Linked DNA regions of Homo sapiens: region 2 is linked to region 1. A link is a loop called in an ENCODE intact Hi-C map of the cell type or tissue named here. Cell type or tissue: HepG2. All regions are shown on one strand.

Region 1 (8,000 bases):
CCCAAAACCTGTTTCTATAATAAAGTGTTGAATATCTTAGGTACTTTATTGAATAGGTGACTGAAGTATGGTTTCTACTGAATCCCTATGGCTTTCGTACCATGGTAAAGTCAAAAAATCCTAAGTCAAGTCATTATAAGTCAGAAAGCATCTATAATTCATCTCCATTTATTAGGGATGCCTCTGTTAATGCCTCTTACCTGTTTATTAGTCCCAAGAAGAAATTCGCATTTTTTTCTTGTTAAATATTTAGGAGTTTCAGAAATCACTCGGAGCCAAGCATTCTGTCTACGACACCACCAACAGGACTGGACGTTCTCTGAAGGAGAAAACCTCCCTGGCTGATGACAACCTGAAACTGGATGACATGCTGAGTGAACTCAGAGACAAATGGGATACCATATGTGGAAAATCTGTGGAAAGGTAAAATGTTCTTTAAGACAGTTTGGTTACTCTGTAGACCTCTTTCAAATACACAGTAATGGTGCTTTGCGGGGACATTTCGGGAACCTTAAATATTTCCTTTGCCTGAGGAACTTCTGCTTGTCCTAAGTATCCCACACACATAGCACTTGCATTGAGAAGTCTTTGCTGTTCATTAATTTTTAACTACTCATTACAATAAAAAGTGATATCATTGTCCAAGCTTCTGCCATCTCAGACTTGACTACACCCACTGCTTCTGACTCGTCTTCCCATGTCCACTTTTATCACTTCTTTGACTTAATTTCTACATAACTACTGGATAGTCTTTTAAAAATGTAAATGGAATCTTGTCATTCCCCTCCTTCACACCCTTTGGTGACTTACTACTGGGCATGCATTGAAACACAGGCTTCTTAATGTGACGTGCAAGGTACCACTGATCTGGCCCCAGCATTTCTTTCCAACTCCATCTACCCCTTTCTGATCTCCCTCTTTCTCATTACATTTCCATGAAAACCCAAGACATATTTCAAAAATTTTAAGTATTTAATTGAGTACAATAGTAGTAGAGTTCAAATATATTGTACATGTTTCCAAATTTTCCCGCTGATCCTTAATCTTAATGATTTTTGTCAGTATCAAGATTAAATAGATTATATTCAGTTCTGGGGAACTCACAGTAAGTTTTTGTCATGTTAGTTTTGAAAAAATCCTTTTTTTTTTTTTTTTTTTTTTTTTGAGACGGAGTCTCGCTCTGTCACCCAGGCTGGAGTGCAGTGGCGGGATCTCGGCTCACTGCGAGCTCTGCCTCCCGGGTTCACGCCATTCTCCTGCCTCAGCCTCCCAAGCAGCTGGGACCACAGGCGTCCGCCACTACGCCCGGCTAATTTTTTGTATTTTTAGTAGAGACGGGGTTTCACCGTTTTAGCCGGGATGGTCTCGATCTCCTGACCTCGTGATCCGCCCGCCTCGGCCTCCCAAAGTGCTGGGATTACAGGCGTGAGCCACTGCGCCTGGCCCTTGAAAAAATCTTAAATTCCTCAGCCACAGCATGTTACATACCTTTTCCAGTGTTGTATGCATGGTTTTATTTACAAGATTTTTGAAAAGACAAAAAAATAAAGTCCTGACAAACGGATCAATGAATGCTAGGGGTTTGAAGGCGGGGGCAGGGCGTGTCTATAAAGAGACAGCACGAGGAAGATTTTTGGGATGGTTGAACTGTTCTGGATCTTGATTGTGGTGATGATTACGTGAATCTATACATGTGTTAAAATGTATAGAAGTGTATACCAAAAAATGTCAAGTTTACTGCCTGATAATCTAAAACAAAATTTTAAAAATATTTAAACAGTTTAAAAGGCTTATTTTTATGAAGAAACATGAAGGGTCCATGGTTTCCAAAGGTGGGAATTTTCCTGGAACAGATGCCATGTATTTAAGGAATAAGAAAGAAAGTTTAGAAAAGTTTTGTCTTTTTCCTAAGAAGAGCAAAGAAACAACAATGAATACCAACATACTGCTCTTCCCCTTGAGTACCACTCAACCTTCATCAATTAATTTTAGATGTTCAGATATATGAGTGACGTTTTTTGTTGCAAGGATCAATTTTTCTACCTTTTTCCCTAGACAAAACAAATTGGAGGAAGCCCTGTTATTTTCTGGACAATTCACAGATGCCCTACAGGCTCTCATTGATTGGTTATATAGAGTTGAACCCCAGCTGGCAGAAGACCAGCCTGTTCATGGAGACATTGATTTGGTGATGAATCTGATCGATAATCACAAGGTATTGTTATCTGGGACATTTTATTTTATCTTGTTTGATTATTCTGAGTGTACAGGAAATGTAAACCATTTAAATTAGCCTTTTAAAATCAGAAGACTATAGATCATACTACATAACAGTCTTTATTGTTGAAATATGTGTCCGTTTGAGCAGAACCTGGAAGCAAACTTTAAAAGTGATGGGGAAGTATTATTTAGTGTCAGTGAAATACTTTTGCTTTTAATTACCAGATCTAAAACCTTTTTAGAACTTGGAAAGTGATTTCATTCTCTGGTGCTTTAAAACAGATTTCAAGAATGTTTTACTATCTTTAGTTATGCACTTAAACAATTATGTAATAAAATTTAAAATCATTCATTCAGTGACCTGACACTAAGTCATTGCATAAGTATGTAGATTTGTGACATGACCCATGGTGGTCATGACCAACTGCTTTTAAAAATACCGAACCAAAACTGTTTTAACCTTGCCCCTTGAATTATAGCAGTTTATGAGTCAGCAGCTTATGCTATAAGGGATTTGATTATTATTTACTTCGAGAAAACTGGCTTCCTTGAAATCTCCTGATATGCATGTAAAACTGTCATGTCATGTAAATCAAAGGTAATATTCAAGGTGTCCAACTAAGTGTAAGGTCCAAAATAATGACCAAATGATATAAAGCAACTTAGCCTTGGAAACAATATGAAGCATAGTACTAATGTAGAATAGTTGTATTGGAGTTGACTTTATATAAAAATGTCTTACATCACTCTACTTAAATTCATCTTGTATTTCTTCTCTCTAGTATCTGAGTTCAGAAAACTTATTCCATTTATAATGTTCTCTTTATATTGGTTATGCTATTTTGATCTTACCATTCTTTTTAAAAGTCTTATTACATATTTATTTTTCCTTTTTTCTTTCTATTCTATCATTATACCCATAAGAGAGTTTGTTACACCTGAAAAGTGAAACAAACTAAATTAAAATAAAATAAAAGAATAAATAAAGAACATTGGTCAAGTCTACAAAAGTTAAAAATTTAAAAATCACATGGCTTTGCTTATATTGAAATAAATGTTTTGTGTATGGTTAATACAAACTTCTCTATTTCCTGGCATTTATTCAATGAGTAATGAATAGCGTAATGTTACTTTTTACATAAATGCCATTTCTGTAAACTCACTGTCTAAATATTTACTACTCTAGGTAATTGCCAGATCTTTTATATATTAAAGGTCATCAAGAATGAATTAATCATTTAGCATTAGTAATACAACTGGAAGGCTCAAGAAGTTCAAGTATGTAAAAATGCTTTGGAAAGTCTTCTGAAAACTATTGGACTAGTCCTATCATAAATGGGATATTTAGATACTGTACCATTTGCATGTGTGCTTGTGTGTGTGTGAATGTGTGTATTGGTGTATACGTGTGTGTTTGTGTCTTTCTGCAGGCACATCTCATTTTAACTGTTAGAGTTGAATCAGTCAAATAATCACTTTTGTGATAGGCTCACTTTTGTGAATGATCTGAGTATCAGAATAGAAACCTATAGATATGGCCAAATGGTAATATTCATTTATGATGATTTTTTTAAAAACACATTAATTTTATTGTGACAGAATGTTGGTTATTAATGTTTGAAAGATCTAGTTGCATACACAGACTCTTGGATCAAAAATAAAGAGCTCTGGGCTCACTTCTTAGATCAGTCTGTGGCCAAAATAAATGAATTTAATTCCTGGCACATCAGTTTGTCAAAATTAGGCAGGAAAAAAAAAAAAAAAAAAAAAAAAAAAAAAGCAAACCCAGAAGCTTTTCCTCTAAGGTGAAAGACAAGGATTTAAGCCTCTAAAATTTGACATTATGAGTTAGTACCTAAGATATTATGAAAGACCAAGGAGTGTTATAGGAATAAAAGACCATCTGCCAACTTCCTATGGAATTCCCTGCCATTATCTCTAAGACATCCGTGGTACACACATCAAGATTGCTTAGTCCTCTGTTAGGTTCTTAGATACATCTCTTAGAGTAGTGCCAAAGCCAGCATCCACTTGACATTCACACTAGTGATTTGAGAGAAATTGGGACACCATATTAAAGAATCATTAAGAAAAGGAATTTGTTGCATTGTTTTATGAAATTGAAATAATGAAGGCTGGCTGCCATTATTTAAATCCAATATGTCATTTTAAAATAAGATAATCTTATCTTGTTTTCTCATGAGAATGTGACAGGACTGAACAAATTTATACAAGACTCTTCTTGATGGTGCTCAAATAGGAGCAGTGTGTCATTTATCTTCTGAAGATGCTGCCAGAAATATGGTTATTAAACTGTAGGTCTTAGATATCTTTACATGATGTTATGTGCACATATATATCTCAAACAGTATGTGTTGCTGTTTTGGTTTTGTAATTAAAATTAATTTTTCAAAATATGGTCTTCTTAGGCCTTCCAAAAAGAGTTGGGGAAGAGGACCAGCAGTGTGCAGGCCCTGAAGCGCTCAGCCCGAGAACTCATAGAAGGCAGTCGGGATGACTCCTCCTGGGTCAAGGTCCAGATGCAGGAATTAAGCACACGCTGGGAGACCGTGTGTGCACTTTCTATATCAAAGCAAACACGGTTAGAAGCAGCCCTGCGTCAGGTAAAAACCATGTAAATGAGAGCTGGGTGTAATGGGAAAAGTATTGAAACCTCAACAAGAACTATTCTAGTAAAAAATTGTGAGGCCCTCGTGTCTCAATCAGGACAGTCTGAAGAAGGAAATTCTAATAGCAACATTGCCTTGATCCTTCTCCCACCCTCCCTCATGAATTTAAATTACTGCTAGAGGGAGGCATTCTAATCTTCACATACAAGTGCTGCGTGAGTAATGTCTCAGCTTGGAAGTATGATGGACTGCCATTCATCTAAAATCAAGTTGTTAAAGTGGTAAATTTTTCTTCATATAGGCTTTTTTTTTAATATATTAAGTGTTTTCTTGTAAAATATGTGTATCTCTATCTTCTTAATGGGAGTAATGAAGCAATTAAATTTAAAACTTTTTTTTTTTCATTGAAGGGATGAATCCACTATACAGTTTTGTAAATTGTGCTAACAGGCATATTTGGGAATTTTGTTTGGGGTGTGTGTGTGTGTGAACTCTTAGGCAGAGGAATTCCACTCGGTGGTACATGCCCTCTTGGAGTGGCTGGCTGAGGCGGAGCAAACCCTGCGTTTCCATGGTGTCCTCCCAGATGATGAGGATGCTCTCCGGACTCTCATTGATCAGCATAAAGTGAGTAATATATAAATGCTATGTAAAGCTAAATTAGAAAATCAAAGCAGGGAAAATAGACTCGGGATTACAAATATCAACTGCATGAATATTTTCCTTCCTGAGAAATACTTAAACACCTGATACATTTGAGAGTGTACTTCTGTCCACATTGCTTACATATGTATGTCCCCATGCACCCACACACATGTATGTGTACCTGTCTTTTGATGTTTCCTTTTCAGGGAAGGTAGTTACTCTGTTTCCTATCTCAAGGAAGCATATTGATTTATCTAGGCTTTTTGGCTTTTGACCAAAATTGGTCAAGATTGTTGCAGTTATCATGTGGATTTCAAAAATAAAACCTCTTTAACGAGCAGTTTGGCATTTATAAAATTATACCCGTAGGATTGTAAATTAGTAATTTTGCCCTTTGTAAACAAGACACACAGGTAATTTAATAACTCATCTTTGAATCTATTTTTAAGCCTCTGCTGCTTCTGTTTTTAATCAAGAGCCTTTTAAATCCTTTTTAGAAGAAACCTATAGTATACATTAAAAACTTTAAAAATGAATTTCATAAGCCAATATTCTATTGAATAACTAACCAAGTCTAAATCTGGCTATTGAGTTTTCAAATCAAGATCTTTCCTGCGGCAATGCATGAAACTTGCCAAAACCCTTCAGAGAGTAATCCAAATATCTCTTAACAAATGTTTTTTAACCTTTGACTCAAAAAGTCAAGAATTTGAAATGGTAACGCTCAATGTAGTGTTGATGTCAGCATTTCCTATTAACTTTAAAGGATCTTTTAAACACCAGTAAATAATTTTGTCTTTTGAAGTCAGGCTGGAAATACATCATTAATTCTAGTGTAGCATGGATTACATCATGTGTGGAGACTTGTTATGTTAATTAACACCCTCTATCAAAGATGGGTTGCTGAATCTATAGCGATGAAATATTGCCATGTCATTTAAAAAGTGGTACAAGCTTGCATAGCATTTTCTGGAAGAATGAAATGCTATATATTATATACACCGTTTAAATTTGAAGCTAGAATATAAGAAGAAGACAGTTACATCAAATGTATTATAAATTTTTGAGTCAGTTCAATATTTTGAAAATGTAGTTTATATTATATTACTGTGGGCTTACCATCAGCCAGCATTGAGTTCCATTAACATACTTAGGTTTGGGTCTCAGAGTAGCAATAAATATTTGCTGGACACCACTTAAAGCCCATTGTGCATATCTAACACCCTACAGAAAGGAGCCTATTTGTGGTATCACCACTCTCACACCAGGACCAGGAAACCTCCAGAAGGCACGTATCCAGAGCAGGGGTAGTGGTTTTTACAACAAATTATTTTTAAATAGCATAAAATTACCTGTAATTTTATAAAACATTTCTTAATAATATTTTGCAGTAACACTATTCATTCTTTTCCATCTCCTCTGCTTCCCTTCATACATTCACCATTCACCATTCAAAGAAAAACAGAATATTTAATTTCTTAACACCAGAACTGGAGACTTCTTAGCATATCCAGTTTCTAAAAATGGCAAGCTTTCCCACATGAGAACAAACCAGTAAGGTAAGGTTCAGACTAGGTTGGAAGGGCATAGAATTCAGTGGAATGTTGACAGTCCAGTCCACCAAATTCTAGGTATAACCTTGGCTCCTCTAGGTGTAGAAGTGATTGAAAGTACATTATTTGTATCAGCTGTTCTCCAGGGGAAACACAGATGTTAGATTAACCTATTTTTTTCTCTTCCTTATAATGTTGGAGTTTTAAATTTTTTTCATTTAGGAGGATCCTGTATTGGGAAAATGATAATTTAAGTTATGATATTTAAAAAGTAGGTGTTATCAGAGTGTGCTGTCAATTGAACGTTGACTCCATTATAGTAAACTTGTAAATAAAAGGTCTAAAAAGCATTTATTCAGTAAATCACAACTCTTTTGAACCAACTACCGGGAACACAAAAATGAATAAAACACAGTCTTTTAATCTTGTGGACCGAACAGTCTAACATAGCAAAATGCCAGAGTAGGAGGTATGTCACAGAGCTGCTTCACAGAGGTTAAAGACAAAAGGCCACTTAAATTAGAATAAAACATATAAACATATCATATAAATTTAAATTCAGAGAGTACATGTACACGTTTGCTATATGAGTATATTGAGTAATAGTAGGGACTGGACTTGTTTTATACCAGTCATCCAAATGTTAAACACGGTACCCAATAGGTAATGTTTCAACTCTCAGGCCCCTGTGATCCTCCGTGCTTTTTGGAGTCTTCAGTGTCTATTATTTCCATCTTTATGTCCATGTGCGCCCATTGTTTGGCTCCCATTTATACATGAGAACGTGTGATATTTGATTTTCTGTTTGAGTTACTTCACTTAGGGTAATGCCTTCCAGCTCTATGCATGTTGCTGCAAAGTACATGATTTCATTCTTTTTTATGGCTGCATAGTATTCCATGGTATATATGTACCACATTTTTTTTTAATCCAATCAACTGTTGATGGACAC
Region 2 (8,000 bases), 88 kb before region 1:
CCTGCCAACTTCAAGCTGCCATTCAGAGCATGTGCTCTTGTGAGTTTCCAAATTAGAGCTCATTTTTTTTCTTCAACTTTTATTTTAGAATCAGAGGGTACATATGCAGGTTTGTTAGAAAGGTATATTGTATGATGCTGAGGTTTGGCATATGATCGAACCCATCACCCAAGTAATGAGCATAGTCTCCAACAGGTAGTTTTTCAGCCCTTACCTTCCCACCCCTCTCCCCCAACTAGTAGTTTCCAGCATCTATTGTTGAGAGCTTATTTTTGAACCCACTGCTTGTTTCCTCTGCCGATGGCATTTTCGTGCATATTAAATGCTGTCTCCCTCCCCACTCAGTATGCTGATGGGCTTCATTGAGTTTTAGTAAGAGGAGCATGATTTTCTCTTTAAATCATCCAAACTTAACCTCTCACTCCAGTGAAAATTTTCAAGATGTTTTCTCATGTTGTAGCATTAGAACAATTATATTATTTTGTTGTATAGATTATGTTTCATGGGCCAAATACAAGTCAGTAAGATGTTAGAGATGTTTCAGGACACAGCTTGTCCCTACTGAAGCGTTCTACAATGTATAAGACTAAAGCATTCAGAAATAATTAAAATATTTTTCAAATTCTCGGACAATAAGTGATAAATAAATTTAAAACATCATTTTCCAGAGAGAAAGAGATGAATACATTAAAAACCATTGTTCAAACTTTTCATTGGTCTACAATATAGAATGTAGGATGTTAACATGTAGGGCTTTAGTCAAGTGAAAACTGGACGAGAAAGGGTTTTTTTTTTTAGCATCTTGAATCTTTAGAATTGAAGATAAAGTTTATCCTCATATGAGATAGGTTAGCCTGTTTATTTTTCTCTTTTGTCTGCTGTTAAACTTTTAAATAAATTCAATTAGTGTATATTTTAGAAGCATAATCTTAACTTTAAATGGATTTTCATTGTTGCCTGTTTTCTTAATTACTTGCATCTGCCAGTTTCTGTGCATTTGAGTGATTTGCTTAAGTTGTGAAGTATGACAAAAGCTTAGCATGCGTGTGTATGAAGGAGGGAGATAGGGTGATAATTTTTATATGTAAAAGTTAATTCTTCAGAAATCTTTGTAACTGTGTATTGTCTTGAGAATGGCTGTGTGTGACTCACCTTTTTTTCCTCCGAAAGTAATTTTCAATAAGTATGGCTAATGTGAAATGTCAGATTGAGAACCAGTATTTATTTCAAAGATTTGCTGTTCGGACTACTCTTTTGTCTCTCTGTGACAATTCAAATGTTTATGCATCCAAAAAAATCTCTTTTCAAATGCAGATGGGATATATATTAACTTTTAAAAAAAGATTTCAATTTTCAGTATCCATTGGGCTCTTTTCTTTCTTTATATTTTAACATTTTAGGTGGTGTTCTGATTATGCATTAGGAATTTATCATTGAACTTTTTATTTTTTAAATTTTTTGTGTGGAAATTGTATGATTCACCTTCATGTGTTTTTGAAAAGGGATAGGGCAAAGAGAACTTTGTGGTTAATATTCCTGATCTGTTTGGAGTAGATGACATTGTTGGGAGATATGAGGATCTGTCCAAGTCTGTTAATGAACGAAATGAAAAACTCCAGATAACCTTGACCCGTTCACTGAGTGTGCAGGATGGCTTGGATGAAATGCTGGACTGGATGGGAAATGTGGAAAGTTCTCTGAAAGAACAAGGTCAAGTGCCTTTAAACTCTACTGCTCTTCAGGATATTATCAGTAAAAACATTGTAAGTGACTTTAAAAAAAAGTCCCATTTTCAGTTTTTTAAAAAAACAGTTTTATAAGCTCAAAGTGTAGTTAGATTTAAGATAAACTTAAGGACACAAAAAAGAGACATTTACTGAATATGAGTGTGGAAAGTAATGCTTGCACAAAATCAAGTGTGTAAAATGGTTTATCTGTGAAGAAGTGTAGGAAGGACTTTGTGTACTTTTTCTTGAATATTATTCATTATAGAGGGCTTATGCATACATTGAGTCTTATCTTGTTTATCATTGTTTCAGCCAGCTGCACATGAGGTTAATCAGATCAGTCTTGTCTAGTCTTTTAAGAATTAGGACCATGGCTAATCCCCAGGCTCCATTAGATTCTAGGGGTTGCTGAGTAGCAGCAGCCTCCTGCCTCTTTCGACCAACTAGCCAGCTGTTCTTCACTCTCTCAGAGAGATTTAAGATGGCATTCCTCAAGGGACAGACCAAACTTGTCATTCAGTTTCAACTGTTAACCTTCCTAGGCACAGGTTGTGCAAGCTTATGTTGTTAGGAATAGTCATTTAAAAAAATTCTGTCACATTATTTATAAGCATCATAATAAAAGATATGCAATATTTGGTTTATTTTAGATGTTGGAACAGGATATTGCAGGTCGTCAGAGCAGTATAAATGCCATGAATGAAAAAGTGAAGAAATTTATGGAAACAACAGATCCATCCACTGCATCCTCACTGCAAGCCAAAATGAAAGACTTGTCTGCTCGGTTTTCAGAAGCAAGTCATAAACACAAAGAAACTCTTGCCAAAATGGAGGAGCTAAAAACCAAAGTAGAACTGTTTGAGAACCTCTCAGAAAAGCTCCAGACATTTTTAGAAACAAAAACTCAGGCTCTTACTGAAGTAGATGTGCCAGGAAAAGATGTTACTGAATTGTCTCAGTATATGCAGGTATGCCTCCCTTACTACTCAGGAGGCTAATCAGATAGATTAATAGTTAGGGCAAACTCATATACTTAGTGCCAGAATTATAATTGGCAATCATTTTAATTGCTTATAGATTAGTAAAGATCTATGTTTTACTCCTTTAAGAATTTCAAACCTTATCTTTTCCTTGAAGCCTTTGCTGATTGATTGGAAATAAATATCATTTATCACATGTATCATAGGTAGTATAAGTATCATCTTACGTACCAGAAGCCACAAAGAGACAAAATATAGAATGCATTTTAAATTAAATAAGGTTTACTGTGTTCCCTTTCAAATAGCCTATATGCATGTTTATTATATTTAGAATACTGGCCATAGGCAGACTCATTCTTATGTGAAATTATGAATAGAGCCATTCTGATCCCGCACAGACCTCTGGATGGAATGCCATTTGAAGATCTAGCAACATTTATATTGACTGAATATCTTAATGCTTTGTAGGAATCAACTTCTGAATTTTTAGAACACAAGAAACATCTTGAAGTTTTGCATAGTCTCTTGAAGGAGATATCCAGCCATGGCTTACCAAGTGATAAGGCTTTGGTCCTTGAAAAAACAAATAATTTGTCAAAGAAATTCAAGGAAATGGAGGATACCATCAAAGAAAAGTAAGTACCACTTTAAAAATTATATTTTATTCTATTTATATTAATTAGAGTGAGATACTTGTATTTACTTATATAGATAACTGAAACAATTTTGAAAACTTGAGAATAAGCATAGGGCTACTTTATAGATGTTTTTATATTTTGATCATTTTTTGCTATTAAAGTTAACTGCATTATTTGGTTTAACATTTAGAAGGAAAATTCAATACTTCTTACATAAAAGTGGAAAATGTTGCATAAGAAAAACGATGGCGGTGGTATATTACTGAAAATGATCTAAACTTGCTGTAGTCTCTGAAGCCTAGGGCAAATATCACATTTTTATTTGCAAAGGCAGAAATAACCTTGAACAACAGCTCGTGGTTCTTTGCTTTCTGAGCTCAACTCAGAAACGATGTGCAATTTCAATATGGCCTTTTTAATATAATAGTTTACTTTTTAAAGAGCAGTAGATGAGATATGAACCTGTGAAAAAACACTATTAGAAACAAGTGAATGAACCTAAGTTGAGCTAAAAAGCTGTACAGGGCCTTGTGATTGAGCTTTTGTGTTTCTGATCTCACGTTAGTTTAGAATATACATCGGATTTTGCTAAAGTTTATGTAGAAAAGCCTCAGAACATAGAAAAGTCATTTCTCTTCCAACTACTGTTCTTTATTTCTTCAGAATTCTCTACCTAAAATGTTTGAGTGCTGCCTTTACTTCTCACAGAGCTATATGTTCCATCCTGTCATATGGTATTTAATTCACATTGCGTAGAAGAAATGTTCTTGGTTTTCTTAGGTGATCTCTAGGTTGTTTCTTCTTTCAAATGGGTCCAACTTTAAAATAATGTAGTTATCAGTATTAGTCCAGCTGCAGTGCATTCTTATCTGCCAGTATTCTGCACGCTTGCATATATGTACGTGTCATCCACATGCCAGATGTAACTGTCCTCACAGTTGTTCATGTGCTGGGCATGTGCACTGCCTCCGTGGTGCAGAGCATACAGAACGACCCATACAGTTCACCAGGGAGTTTCCTGAGTCTCTGTAGGGGAGGCACACATGAAAATTCTCTAGTCACTAGGTTTCAACTCATTTTGGGAGACTTGAATCTGGACTACCTGCAGCAGTTTATCCATCCATAAACGTGACTGTAGTATAGTGTAGAAACCAGTAGGTGGCATTATGTTTTCCTCATGTCAGTGATTGTCAACCTTTCCCTTCTGGTTCTGTGCCTGCCGGCATTCAGCATCACATAAAGGGGACAGATCAAAGCTCATTGAATGTAAATAATGTTCAAACTGTTTGTGTATTCTTAGAGTTTATGTAGCATTATAGAGAGTGCCATTACATATGGGCTACAGATTTCTTGAATACTCCTATCTTTATCAATGAACCTTGCCTGAAAAATAGACCAACAGTTATTTAGCTCAGGGGTCCCCTAACCCCTGAGGTATCTACTGGTCTATGGCCTATTATGAACTGGGCTGCACAGTAGGAGGTGAGTGGTGGCAGCAAAGCTTCATCTGTATTTACAGCTGCTCTCCATCTCTCACATTGCTGCCTGAGCTCTGCCTCCTGTCAGATCGTCAGAGGCATTAGATTCTCATAGGACCAGGAACCCTATTGTGAACTGCATGCAAGGGATCTAGGGTGCATGCTCCTTATGAGAATCTAATGCCTGATGATCTGCCACCATCTCCCATCACCCCCAGATGGGACTGCCTAGTTTCAGGAAAACAAGCTCAGGCTCCCATTGATTCTACATTATGGCGAGTTGCATAATTATTTTAATATATATTACAATGTAAATATAATAGAAATAAAGCACACAATAAATGTAATGCATTTAATCATCCCAAAACCATCCCCCCTCCCTGGCCTGTGGAAAAAATTATCTTCTACGAAACTGGTCCCTGGTACCTGAAAGGCTGGGGACTACTGATTTAGCTGATTTCAGTTGTCACCTATGAAACCTTTCCTCCTGTATCAAAGGGTTAGAGTACATGGAAGATGGTTTCTTAACATTGTGTGACATGAGAATAATAATTTATTTATTCTTCTTTCTGTGACTTAAATTCTTGTATGATTTTTGTTATGTAGAAAAGAAGCTGTAACTTCTTGTCAAGAACAGTTGGATGCTTTCCAAGTTCTTGTTAAATCATTGAAGTCATGGATAAAAGAAACAACAAAAAAAGTTCCCATTGTACAGCCTTCTTTTGGTGCAGAGGATTTAGGAAAATCTTTGGAAGACACTAAGGTGAATCATTGTTATCTAATACTAAATTTCCATTTGTGTCAATAATGAAAGATTAAAAGACTAATGGTAGTTTTCTTTGATCTAATATCATCTAAGTTTTATCCTCATATATGTACTGTATATTTTGTTGACCTTTGGAAATCATGGCATGGGGCTTAACTAATTCTTTTGGAAAAGGACATAAATTTTCAGTGGATTTGCTTTTTTAAAAAAAGGTGAATTAATGAGTTGCTGACTATTCTAGTAATCAAGTTTCCTTTCCTACCAAATCTCTACTTAGTTTCAGTAATTTTTTATACCACTTCTCATAATATTAAGCAAAACATCCTCTTCACTCAGCATTTTACTCTAGCTTGTATATATTACTATAAAGAGTATTTGGAAAGAGAAGTTATTTGAATCTCCTGCATAAATAGTGCACAAGTCTTTTGTCTTCTGACTCAAGGCTTATGCCTTGACCAATATGGCATTTTTTTTCCCCCATTCCAAATTTGTGGATGTGTGTGTGTGTTTTTGTTTTTTTTTTTTTTCGAGACAGAGTCTTGCTCTTTTGCCCAGGCTGGAGTGCAGTGGTGTGATCTTGGCTCACTGCAAGCTCTGCCTCCTGGGTTCACGCCATTCTCCTGCCTCAGCCTCCCTAGTAGCTGGGACTACAGGTGGCTGCCACCACGCCCAGCTAATTTTTTGTATTTTTTTTAGTAGAGACAGGGTTTCATCATGTTAGCCAGGATGGTCTCGATCTCCTGACCTCATGATCCACCTGCCTTGGCCTTCCAAAGTGCTAGGATTACAGGTGTGAGCCACCTCGCCCGACCGTGTGTGTGTTTTTAAAAGTAATTGAAATTTTTAGGATTAAAATATGCTGTAAAATGAAGTTCTGAATTCCTATTTATTTTTATTGTTCCTAGTACCTTTTATTTGTGACTGGTCTCTTACCTAGTACAGTTTTACAGACTTACAGTTGACAGTTATTTTGGAACCCATAGCAGCCAGGAATAGCCTGACTCCCACTTTGGCTAGGATTTTACTTGCCACTTCTGAAACCTTTGAAGGCAGAATGGGCCATACATACCCAACCGTTAACTGAGATAACAGTCACCTGGGCTGTGGGAACAAATAGGTGCCTTTTTCTTTCATCGACTCCCTCACAAATCAGGGTCTACAATTATTACTACTTTAAGATATGTTTAAGAAACTGAATTATAATGTGCAACTCTGAAAATATTAAGATGGAAAAATAATGTGTTTTTATATCTCAAGAAATTACAAGAAAAGTGGAGTTTAAAAACACCAGAGATTCAGAAAGTAAACAACAGTGGGATCTCACTATGTAACTTAATAAGTGCTGTGACCACCCCTGCAAAGGCAATAGCAGCAGTTAAATCAGGTATGAGCTTTATTTACATTTATGGCAAAAACTAAGAATCAGGTTTACTCATGTCAATTTTGTGTATGTTATTTTTTAAATTAATGCATAAAATAACCTCAGAAATACAAAGTGAAAGTGACAAGAAACATGGCATCTGTAAGCACACTGTGCTGGGAATGTATCTGTACTAATCAAATTTCAAATCCTTCTTATGTTTTATTTTATTAGACTGTATTTAAAATGTAGCTAAATTAATATGTAAGAATAAGGAATGTTATATTGGGGAAGGGAACAGATCATATTCAAATTTGTTTGCTTTTTACCTTAATTAAATGGAGATATTGAAATTCTATTTAAAATATTTAATTATAATATTTGATAAAGAAATGAGTCTGGGCAGCTGGGAAAGAAGTGAGGGAAGGAAATAGGCCCTTTTCTATAGCGTGGGCACTCTGTTATTTTATTCCTGCGTATTTTATTCTGTACATCATTCCCAAAGAAAACAATTATGCAGTATGTGAGCCGGCATATCTGTATCGCAATCTAAGTCATGGTTGAGCCACCTTTCTCAATAAAATGGGAGATTCATGTGTAAATATTGATTCTAAAATTAATTTAAGCAAGTTATGGGTATAGTTTTTAGTTTGAAACATACAGTAACAAGTTTTTTTAAAAAAATAATGGGCAGAAGGCAGCTCTGATATCTTTTTTCTGAGAGTTCTGAGTATCCTCTGTGGGGTATCTAGTCTGACCAGCCCCCAGCTGTCCCTATTGTGATACTGATGTTCCAGCTGGGCCCTTCTCAGCCAACCATTTATTCCACTCTATTAATCCTATTTCAGGGACTACCCATATTATAATGGTGTGATGATTTCTCCTTTTTCTTCTAATCAGATTTCCTGAAGTGTGAAGTTTTGTTGTTTTTTTTTTAAGAAGAGGAATTCTACTGTGCTTTATTTATTTTAGCTCTTCATGTCCCCTTTATATTTGCCATAAATATCAAGTGTTTTTTTTGTTGTTGTTGCTGTTGCTTTGGGATTTTTTT

Evidence for each region. Hi-C counts contacts between places; a loop is a spot of excess contacts. Peaks named below come from ENCODE experiments on the same cell type or tissue, not always from the same donor. Only the 100,000 strongest peaks of a DNase experiment are listed, where the experiment ranks them.
Region 2: it touches region 1 in a loop (4-fold over the local background); 2 of 110 quality-filtered maps call a loop at or near these places.

Annotation. Positions count from the first base shown.
Region 1 is chr6:56,479,527-56,487,526 of GRCh38, reverse strand. DST (dystonin) reads left to right here. Exons shown (of 104, transcript NM_001374736.1): 87 at 254-423; 88 at 2,056-2,215; 89 at 4,650-4,844; 90 at 5,349-5,477. Among named protein-coding and RNA genes, the nearest start is that of COL21A1, 240 kb to the right of the region's middle. In HepG2, no CTCF peak of the experiment used is centred here; a DNase peak (open chromatin) is centred at 4,776.
Region 2 is chr6:56,567,442-56,575,441 of GRCh38, reverse strand. DST (dystonin) reads left to right here. Exons shown (of 104, transcript NM_001374736.1): 51 at 1,555-1,763; 52 at 2,378-2,695; 53 at 3,176-3,342; 54 at 5,430-5,586; 55 at 6,847-6,973. Among named protein-coding and RNA genes, the nearest start is that of DST-AS1, 270 kb to the left of the region's middle. In HepG2, a CTCF peak has its summit at 4,497 (motif pointing right); a DNase peak (open chromatin) is centred at 4,521.